Linked DNA regions of Homo sapiens: regions 2 and 3 are each linked to region 1. A link is a loop called in an ENCODE intact Hi-C map of the cell type or tissue named here. Cell type or tissue: B cell. All regions are shown on one strand. Each heading gives the region's core, and the rest is flanking DNA. Links, peaks and the distances in the headings are about the cores only.

Evidence for each region. A loop is a pair of places that touch in the nucleus more often than their neighbours do. Peaks named below come from ENCODE experiments on the same cell type or tissue, not always from the same donor. Only the 100,000 strongest peaks of a DNase experiment are listed, where the experiment ranks them.
Region 2: a loop joins it to region 1, with 20 times the contacts of the local background. A loop is called at or near these places in 2 of 110 quality-filtered maps.
Region 3: a loop joins it to region 1, with 2.7 times the contacts of the local background. A loop is called at or near these places in 5 of 110 quality-filtered maps.

Annotation. Positions count from the first base shown.
Region 1 is chr2:27,581,629-27,585,077 of GRCh38, reverse strand. SPATA31H1 (SPATA31 subfamily H member 1) reads right to left here. Exons shown (of 5, transcript NM_032266.5): 5 at 2,356-3,449. The coding sequence ends at 2,551. It overlaps ZNF512 (zinc finger protein 512), which reads right to left and starts at 2,036. Exons shown (of 14, transcript NM_032434.4): 1 at 1,936-2,036; 2 at 1,362-1,420. The coding sequence starts at 1,965. RefSeq lists an enhancer at 1,789-2,238. In B cell, for the core only: no CTCF peak of the experiment used is centred there; a DNase peak (open chromatin) is centred at 2,097; H3K4me3 peaks cover 1,915 bases; H3K27ac peaks cover 2,038 bases.
Region 2 is chr2:27,321,291-27,324,739 of GRCh38, reverse strand. MPV17 (mitochondrial inner membrane protein MPV17) reads left to right here and starts at 1,643. Exons shown (of 8, transcript NM_002437.5): 1 at 1,643-1,688; 2 at 2,218-2,292. The coding sequence starts at 2,223. RefSeq lists enhancers at 834-1,806, 1,929-1,988, 2,039-2,088, 2,099-2,188, 2,199-2,248 and 2 more. In B cell, for the core only: no CTCF peak of the experiment used is centred there; DNase peaks (open chromatin) are centred at 1,639 and 2,229; H3K4me3 peaks cover 1,939 bases; H3K27ac peaks cover 1,784 bases.
Region 3 is chr2:27,661,867-27,665,315 of GRCh38, reverse strand. SUPT7L (SPT7 like, STAGA complex subunit gamma) reads left to right here and starts at 1,702. Exons shown (of 6, transcript NM_014860.3): 1 at 1,702-1,987; 2 at 3,035-3,137. The coding sequence starts at 3,124. It overlaps SLC4A1AP (solute carrier family 4 member 1 adaptor protein), which reads right to left and starts at 1,427. Exons shown (of 14, transcript NM_018158.3): 1 at 739-1,427; 2 at 21-216. The coding sequence starts at 1,401. In B cell, for the core only: no CTCF peak of the experiment used is centred there; a DNase peak (open chromatin) is centred at 1,545; H3K4me3 peaks cover 1,979 bases; H3K27ac peaks cover 1,788 bases.

The DNA of each region.
Region 1 (3,449 bases), core at 657-3,156:
GTTCCCTACGTATTCCCTGTATATTGTTCCCACCATAGGCTACATGTTCTTTATTCATCTCTTAGGTTATCATAATAACCTCTGAACCAGTTTCCCAGTACCCTTCCAAATCCATCCTTCATAATGCTGCCAGAGTGGCCTAAGACCAATATCTGGCTATGTCATTCCCTCATTATCTCTTCCAGGATAAAATCCAAACACTTTAGCATGCCGTAACAGGTCCTCCATGGTCTAGCCCCTACTAACCTCTCTAAACGCTCTCCCTGCAATCCCTCATCCTCTATCCCAGACATACAGAACTACTTACTATCCCATTAACTCTTTCCACACGTTCACATGCTGTTCTCTGTTCTGAAAAACCTTTCTCCTTCTCACTAACTGCATGATTCCTCAACTTTCAAGTTTCTACTTAGGAGTGACCTGCTCTGATAATCCTTCCCTTCCAAACTATCACTCCCCTTCCTCAAAGGCTAAATTAAATTCCTACTTAAAAATACTTACTTATTACAATGAACTGTGTTGACCTACTTGCCTATCTCCCCTTCTAGACTGCTAGTTGTTTTTCATGCCTGTATTCCTAACCTACTACAGAACTGGCGCACAGCAAACATGTAGTAAATGTCACCTGAATGAATGAATCCATTTAATGTCTAGTTAACAAGAATGTTTTCTTTTGTATTAACCATGGAAAAACTAAGCACCTTCAGTGTACTAAATAATAAACCAGTCTTACAGACAAGTAGTTTAAAAATACAAGGATTTCTTACGGCCATTTTTATCATCCATCCCAAGTTCATCAGTGTATTTATGAGCACGAATTTCATGTCTGGAGAAATACAGAATTACCACTGAGTCTTTGGTTCCATTTTTATTACAATTTGTACTTTTTTTTTGCAAGCTAGGTTTTTCTCCCACACACTAGACTTAGACCTACACTGTCCAATCCGATAGCCACGAGCTACAGGTGGCTATTTAACGTTAGTTAAAATTAAATAAAATTTAAAATTCAATCCCTCAGTCGCACTAGCCACATTTCAAGCGCTCAAAAGGCGTACGGGGCTAGTAGCTATGATACTAGACAGTGCAGATACAGAACATTTTCGTCACAAGAAGTTCCACTGGACAGCGCTGGCCACAAAATCACAAAAGAACCTTAGAAAAACCTCACTCACTTGGCAAATAAAATTTAAAATTCAGTCCCTCAGTTGCACTAGCCACATTTCAACTGCTCAAAATCCACACCGGGTTAGTGGCTATGATACTGGACAATGCAGATACAGAACATTTTCATCACAGGAAGAAGTTCTACTGGTCAGCGCTGGTGACACAATCATAAAAGGACCTTAGAAAACCTCACTTACTTCTTAGCTCCCACGATCCTCGTGCTCCTCTGCTGCTTAAAGGTTGTGGGTCCCGAAGTCTAGCAAATCACAAGCACACGAGTGAGTGCTAGGGACCTCTGAACCTCGACCACAAAAAGACGAATTCCCCTATGCCCAGAAGAAATGAAGTTCTCCCGGGGAAACCACCTCAAACACAAGAAGGCAACACCTTTTAGGAAAAATATGCTGTCCTATCTTCCAGCAGTGCAAAGGCGGGTAACAATACCAGAGCCTTCGTCTTCCCCCATTCTCAAAGCCCTGTCCCAGGCTCTAAAAGGGAGGCCAAAAGAAAAGACAACGGATATGAGAGACATTGGGGATGTAAAAGGAATAGAAACTAATGGTAATGTGGCGAGGAATTAAATCCAAGGAGGTGGGGAACAGGCAGCAGAACGTGGGTAAAGAAAAAGGGACAGGTGATCTGATCTAGAAGGGTGGGGCCTACGATGGCCTCTGATAAAACCAACTCAGCATGGGACAAAAGCGAGGGACCGCGTGTTCCGGGCTCGACAGCGCTACCTCTAAAGCATAACGGTCAAACCAAGAAACTCACGGCGGGTACAGCACCGAGTCTGGAAGACATCACTCCCTCTCCACGCCTAACAATTTCACCCAAGGGCTCCGGCCAGACCAACGCCACTTCCGCTCTCCTCTCCCGGATGTGGGCTCGGCTCCGCCTAGCCCTCTTCTGAACTTCTACTTCCGCCTAGCAGCTTCCGAGGGGGCTGCGGCCGGAGCGAGTCACGTGATGAGTCACCCTCCGATTCCTCTGAGACCCCGCCCCACTGGGATCGCGACGCGGGACCCGGGAACCTATGGGTGGGGTCTGGAGTGAAGGGGCGGAGCTTGGAGCCTCGGCTGGGCCTCAAAACCCCTGGCTCTCATTCCGAATCTTTGCACAACTCCTCGTGTCCCTCCAGCCTGCCTTCCCCATCCACCCGCCCAGTGGTCTCAGTCCAGATGCACAGGAAGATCATTTACTGCCCCTTTATTCATCTTAGAGAAATTACAGACCCATTCTCACCCGCCTCCCCCCCGGTAGAGAGAAATGGAAGCCTTTCCACGCTGGGGGCGCAGGAATTGGAGGCAGTGGCTGAGCAGGAAAGAAGCCTGGAAAGGGCAGCACGATGAAGACTTAGGACAATGAATAATAGGGGCGGACCTCGCCTCATCGAGTAGCTTCAGGCCTCCACACTTGCCCTGCTTTGGGATTTTTATGTGTGGTCCCGAGGAGAGTTGTTTGATTCTTGAAATCTCTAGACAAACTATGGCTGGGCCTCTCTCCAGGGAAACTGTACTTGAGTCCCTCCTTAAGGGGACTGCGTCGGCTCCTCTCAGAGGGACTGCAATGGTTCCTCCCAGAGGGCCTCCCTGGCCTCATCTCAGAGGGACTGTGACGGGTTCTCTCACAGGAACTGCGATGGCTCCTCTCAGAGGTCCTCCCTTGCCTCATCCCGGAGGGACTGCGATGGCTTCTCTCAGAGGGACTGTGACAGGTTTTCCCAGAGGAACTGTGTCCTCTCCTCTCAGAGGGACTGCAACGGCTTCTTTCCAAGGGACTGAGGTGGCTCTTCTCTGAGGGACTGTGACTTCTCTCAGAAATCCTACGATGGCTCCTCTCAAAGGACCTGTGAGATCTCCTCTCAGAGGGACTGCGATGGCTCCTCTCCAAGAGACTGTGACGGCTCCTCTCCAAGGGACTGTGACGTCTTCTCTCAGAGGGACTGTGATGGCTTCTCTCAGAGGGACTGTGATGGCTTTTCTCTGAGGGACTGTGATGTCTTCTCTCAGAGGGACTGCGATGTCTTCTCTCAGAGGGACTGCAATGGCTTCTCTCAGAGGGACTGCAATGGCTTCTCTCAGAGGGACTGTGATGTCTTCTCTCAGAGGGACTGTGATGGCTTCTCTCAGAGGGACTGTGATGGCTTCTCTCTGAGGGACTGCGATGGCTCCTCCGAGCGGGACTGCGATGGCTTCTCTTAGAGGGACTGTGATGTCTTCTCTCAGAGGGACCACGATGGCTCCTCTGAGAGGGACTGCGATGTCTTCTCTCAGAGGGACTGCAAT
Region 2 (3,449 bases), core at 372-2,871, 260 kb after region 1:
CTTTCTAACCCTCCCTCCCAATATACCCACTTCATACTATCCATTGTTCATACACTTCTCTACCTTTATTCCTCTTCTCATATTCCTCCCTTCGCCAGAGTGTCTTTTTCCACCATCTTCACCTGAGTTCAATTCATCCTTCAAGGTCCCGGCTCAAATTCCACCTTCACCAAAGAGCTTCCCAGTTTTCTCCAGTAAAAAATAGTTTCCCTCCCTTGTGTTCCCAAGGGGGAAGGGAGGAAAAAGGATAAACAAGCATTAAGCACTTGATCCATTTTAGGCACTTCGCATGTGTCACTTGTATGAGGTAGGTATTGCCATTTTACTTAATGATAAAAGAGTTGGAGAGGGTAAGCTGTCTGTAAAAGGTCAAGGTCATATAACTAGTAAGTGGTGGTGCTGGGGATTTGAACTCAGTCTAACTTCAGAATATAACTTTACAGCCTACCACATTTGGTCTCCTATTACATTTACTTTTGTCAGTTCACTCCTCTAGCATGCTGTTTTGCAAATAGCATTTTAGTTAAATGTTTGTGACATTGACTTCTCTTGCTTCCTTACTCTGTTTCTCCAGGATTTGTGGCAGGAGTCTCCCTGCCTTAATCATAAAGGAATTGAGTAAATTGGGGGTGGAGCTGGGCAGGTGGAGAGCCTGAAAGAGTGTGCCTCCTGACGTGTGGGCTCCCTGGAGATAAGTAAAGCCTGCCAGCCTGACAAGTCCATTGCCAGGGATATTGTAGACATTTCCAACGCTCTAGAAAGGATATTGCTCTATATTCACAGACTCTTAGAATGTTAGAGCTGGAAGGGGATTAAGAAATCACCTAGCTTACTGGTTTTCAAACATGCAGTTGTGGGCCCCGTTAAAAATGGGTCTTTTGAGAAGTATATACTTGGAAAAAAAAGTTGGAGAAGCAGCTGTAGTAATGCTGCCCCTCTCATCCCCACACACAAACATCTGAAAAATCCCTAGAACTGAGGAGCCGAGTTTGGAAAGTCAATAGTGTAACCTCCCTCATTTTACAGATGCAGAGCCTTAACATCAAGTCTAGTCATGACCAAGGCTGCACAGCCCGTTAGTTTGGGAGCCAATACCTAATGTCTTCTGAGGTTCTAATTCCAATGCTTTCTGTGGAAGAATCATACATACGCAGTATTTCTTAAGTGGCTGTTTGCGGCAAAGCACTGAAATAGTTGCTATGAGGACGACAAATATGAACGACCCCAGTTTTACCCACTCATGAGCTCACAGTTGAGGCCAGTGAAGAACCTAGAGACAAAACACGCACTTAACTATAACTTATAGTTCCCTAACTACGATTGCTGAGACAAGGATCGTAGTTATGGCCAGTTATGCGGGGAGGGTGGGCTGAACAATGAGACTACCGGATTGAGAGAGGCCCGGGTCTCGCGCGGAGAGAAGGGGCAGGAGGAGGCAGAGGGTCGAACTTAGGTGAGAAATATGGCTGGCGGGCCCCACACCAGGGTCCGGCACAGTCCAGCTGGAAAAGGGGTCTCTCACAGAGTGGGTGGCCGAGTTAGGCCGCTCTCCACGGGTATTCATGGCTCGGTCCACCCCCATTCCTGTCCTGGCTGCGTAATCCGAAGGACGCTGGGAGGAAGGGGCGGGACTTGTGGCGGAAGTTCCTAGGCCAGCCTGTCACGTGGGAGGGAGGCTCGGCGCTCAGGTGAGTGGCGGGTGATCTGCGGTCTCTGGCTTAAAGCGTCGCAAGCCATGAGTGCCCACAAGGTGTGTGGTCATCCTATATCCGGGCAGTGACGGGCCCTATTTTCGGTTTGGAGCTGGACTCAGGAAGGTTACAAACTGGTTCCAACCAAGTCTGAATCTGGAGACGGACCAAGCTATCTTTTGAGGCACCCAAGCTCTGGGTAGAAGCCAGAGCAAAGCTGTCCTCATGAGTGTCTCCGTCGGGAACGGAGGCTTCCAGGTGGTCTGGCTTCAGGAATGAGGTTGGGGTGGCTGGTGGCTGCTACCAGGAGTCCATAGCTTCCCACAGCCTTTCTCTCTTCCCCAATTGTCTAAGGCGACTCCTGCGACAGGAAGCTGTCTGGGAAGCATCCTTCATGTGGCCTCTGCCCCTTTAAGTCACATTGGAAGTGGGAAGGGGAAGGGAGTGGGCACAAGGGAATGTCAGGCGGCTTCTTAGTCGTGGAGAGGGACGGTGGGGGTGACCCCCTCTCCTCTTGGCTTGACAGGAAGCATGGCACTCTGGCGGGCATACCAGCGGGCCCTGGCCGCTCACCCGTGGAAAGTACAGGTCCTGACAGCTGGTGAGTGTCCCTCTAGGACTTGAGTGGGACCAGGGCAGACTGATTTGGAAGCCAGAGGCTTGCCCCACTGCACCACCCTCACTTCCTGTTTCTATTCGGCTCTCTTGAAGGGTTGGCTGTCTTTCATCCTACACTGTCCCCAGTCTGTTTTGGAGGGTGGTCCCCAAGGCTGTTTTTAAGGGGTATGCGTAGTTGGCCAAGCTGTGCAGTAGGGTTTTAGGATTTCAAAGTCCTCAAAAAGCTGAACAGTCAGCCCTGAAGGATAAAGGCATTGCCCCAGGAGGCCTCAACTTGGAAAACATTTTACCGTATGCAAAGCACTTTCATATACGTTATGGCATAGGGCCCCCACAAAGGTGTGTGAGCTAGGAGGGTTACTTGAGTCCACATTAGATCACACCTAATAAGTGCTGAATCAAGACTCTTACCCCAGTTTTTCTTGGTATTTTTTATTGTGAAACATACAAAAGAATGATTAAGATGTGTATGTACAGTTTAAATGGCATTAAAACTGAACACTCCTGTGTCAGTAATCAGCTTTGAGACCTCTTGAGTGCCTCTCCGTAATTCACCCAAAATTTCCTGAGTTTTGTTTATATCGTTCATTTGCTTTTGTTATCATTTACTGCCTAAATATGTATCTCCAAGGTTAGTATATTGGTATCTGATCACTCCATCCTGATCCATTTGGAGTGATCAGATACCAGTCACTCCAAATGCAGTGATTGAGTACTAACCTCACAGAGGTAATGCAGTGACCTACCTGCATTTGTTACCATCTTCATTTTGCAAGTTAGCTAATGTAAGAGGATGGCATGAAGATAAGTAAGTCTTAGAGGGGGAATGTCAGAAGGCCTTAGAACATTGGGGTGCAAAGAGTGATCACATTAAGATGAGGTCTTGCCCATGTTTAGAGAAGGGGAACAGGATTCTAGTGATGACTGGCCTTCTGAGAAGAGGACTATTGGAAGGGATTGGGGGCTACTGAAGGCCAGAGTGGAACAGGGATCCTGTGACCAGAACAGCCCTGCATCGGCACAGAAACTTAACTGCATGAATGGCCAGGAGATGGATTCTTTGGCCCTTCCCTGGGCCCCTCTCCAGTCTCCGGTGCCCAACCACCTCTTGTCCTGTCCTCAGCGTCCGTCAGCCTGTAT
Region 3 (3,449 bases), core at 372-2,871, 81 kb before region 1:
CAGCAATTTTAATTTCTTACCCATTCCCCAGGTGCAACCCATCTCATCATCTTGGCTACCAGCATTTATCTTCCTTTCAGAGGTATCCATTTCCTCTTCTTCATCTGAGTCTTCTCCTAGCATCTTCTTCTCCAACAATATTTGCTGCTGCTTGCGCAATTCCTTCAACTGTGTTACTGTTAACTCGGATTCTGCCTCTCGGTCTTCCTCTGGTCCCTGATGAACCAAGGAAAAAAAGGTTATTTATTTATTTAGAGACAGGGTCTTGCTCTGTCGCCTAGGCTGGACTGGAGTGCAGTGGCTGTAATACACCTCACTGCAGCCTTGACCTCCTGGGCTCAGGTGATCCTCCCACCTCAGCCTCCTGAGCAGCTGGGACCATGATGCCTGGCTAATTTTTTTTTTTTTTTTTAAGAGACAGGGTCTTGCCATGTTGCCCAGCCTCCTCTCAAACTCCTGGGCTAAAGCGATCCTCCCGCCTGGGCCTCCCAAAGTGTTGGGATTACAGGCGCGAGCCACCGCGCCTGGCCAAACAAGTTATTTTAGAGTTCGGGATTGTGAACATGACTTTCAGAAATATAGCAATGTGTACAGCCGTCTGAAGATGATAGGCCAGACTTGATTCCTTCACTTTCGTAATCGCTGAGTGGGAGATTCTTCTTCCTCATCCAAAGCTTAAGAAGCACAAGAACGCAGTCCAATGAACCCGAAATTTCAATTCTAGGTTTTTCTACCTACCTGCAGGATAAAGAGCCGGGTGCTGCCTCCAAAGCGAACAACATGCCCAACGTGGACTCGACAGTAGGTGCGAGGTGGGATGCGAGTTTTGTTGAGAAAAGTGCCATGGGTGCTTCCCAGATCGTAGAGGTAGAAGCCCGGCCCGTTGCTGTCGCATTCTCCGTCAGGGCCGGACGCCCTGTGCTGCAGCACTGCGTGGTACCGAGACACCGAAGGGTGCTCCAGGCACACGTCGCAGCCAGACAGCCTCCCGAAAAGGCAGTAACTCGTCCCTTTCAAGCTACGGGTGCCAAGGATAGTGCCGCCCTTCAGGGTCTCTAAGCTGTAGGGGGCTGTGGCAGGGCCACCCCATGGAGGCTCTTGGTAGGGGGGAGCCCGGGCTGGACCGCCAGGGGAAGAAACCGCTGTCGGGGGGCGCGACTGCTCCTCCTGTAGACTCCTAAAATCACCGCAGTCCGGCTGAGGAGGAGGGATGTCGGGCTCCCCAGAATTGGAGTCCTGCAACGCAGTGGGCCCTTCCTTCTGTACCTCCTCAGGGTTTGAAGAACTGCTGGCCGGGGCCTTACTCCGCGCCGCTGGGGACACCGGCAGAGCTGGCTTCTTGAAGTCCCCACTGAGGTCTTGCGACGCCAGGGTCTCTGACTGAGAGAGAATGTCAGCCATCCTCAACCGGTGCAACTTCGAAATCCGCTCCTTCGAAACCCACCCTTCGGTCTTTACGTTCCTGTCCACGTCCCACTCTCCCAAGCTCCCAGTGGCGTCTGTAGGCGGCGATGGTGAAGTTGCTCCTTCACGACCTGGAGCGTTGCGAAGTGGTGCTAACATGAGAAGGTCATAATATGAGAAAAACAAAACGGTTATCGGGATGCTGTGCAGAACGGGGACATATTTAGAGGTTACAACGGGATCGTAATGACTTCCTGTTGCATAGCTTGATTGAGAAGAAGCGCTTCCGGCGGTCTTAGATCACTAATCAACAAACCAGCTTTCGGGGTCTGACGCGATCCTTGCCTCAGGCCTCTCGAGGTCCAGACAGCCGCCCAGCCCGCTCTGCGACGCAGCAGTGAATAGTGTGGTACCTCCTTGTCTCGGTTCAGGTCCAGACCTCCCCGTCTTCCGGCTGCCCTGAACGTCAGGCGACCTCAGGACCCTGTGATTGGCGCCTGCGCCGGCGGACCGTGACCGAGGAAACCCCTGGAGGGACTTGGGCATTCCTTGGGCTCCGTGCCTGTTCTTCGTGCTCCTTTCGGTAAAGTAAGGGAAGAGGGCGACTTTTTTGTTATTTCGTTCATTCATTTATTTTTTTTCTGAAATTATTAAGGCAGAATAGTTAAGTGGTTAAGAGAGCAGACTCTGGAGACTGTCGATTTTTGACCTCGCCATTTGTGACATTGGGCAAGACACTAGGCCTCAGCCCTCACTCTGAAAAATGGGGATAAGATTATTAGCCTCATAGGGTTGTTGGAAGAATTGAATCAAACAATAAAGGCCAGCCAGACCGGTGGCTCATGCCTGTAATCCCAACATTTTGGGAGGCTGAGGCGGGAGGATTGCTTGAGCCCAGGAGTTCCAGAGGAGGCTGGGCAACATGGCGAGACCCTGTCTCGCCAAAAAAAAAAAAAAAAAAGAAAAAATCCAGGTTTGATGGTGCGCGCCTGTAGTCCCAGCTACTCCAGAGGCTGAGGTGGGAGGATTGCTTGGTCCCAGGAGGTTGAGGCTGCAGTGAACCATGACTGCACCACTGCACTCCAGCCTGGGCTACAGAGTGAAACCCTGTCTCAAAAAAGAAACAAACAAAAAAGGTGAAGTCTGGCATATAGTAAACATTCAACAAATGCCAGATATTTCTGTGTGCCTGGCCCTGTAACAAGACCACAGCCATAAGAAATAGACGGGCAGAAAAAATCTATTGCGATAAGTACTAATTAAAATCCAAGGATAACTGCTGTGACATAGACTTGCAAAGCACTGTGAGAATAGAGAAAGGGAGATGCACTGGTGAAGTGACGGACGGTGGGGACTTATGCTGTACTTAAAAATGAATATGAGTCTGCCAGGGATGTGCAAGGTTGGCAGAGCATTTCTGGCAGAGTTCACAGCTGAAAGTGTCAATTGTGGAAATGTACAGCATTCTCAAGAAACTGAGTAGTATAATGTTGTTAGAACAAAGGTAGTCATTTCACCCAGGAAGCTCCTCCTTTGTGCTTCCAGTACCCCAGGTCCATATACCTCTAGAACAGTACTTACCATGTTTCATATTGAAATATTCTGCTTCTGTTTCTCTTCCTCACTTCAGGGCAAGGATCTCACATTATCAGTCTTTGACCGACACAGAATGCCTGGCATTTGATAAATGTTTGTTGAACTTGAAGAGACATATGGACAATGAATCTGCAAAGGTGAGTTGAAACCAGATTGTGAATTTTGTTGAATGGTAAGCCAAGGAATTCTGACTTTTTCCAATAGGCAATGGGAAGCCATTTGATTTAAGTTTTAAAAAGAGTAAGTCTAGCAGCAGTGTAGAGAATAGATGACATACAAAGAGAGATTGGAGGAAGGGATACCAGTTAGAAGGCAGCAGAAATCTCTCACGTTCTATATGTCAAAAGTTGAAAGCATAATGCCATTTAGATTAATGGTTCATAAATTTTTCCACCAGGATCATGCCTAAGACACACAGAGTAAGAACCACTTCTTATTATCTTTAACCC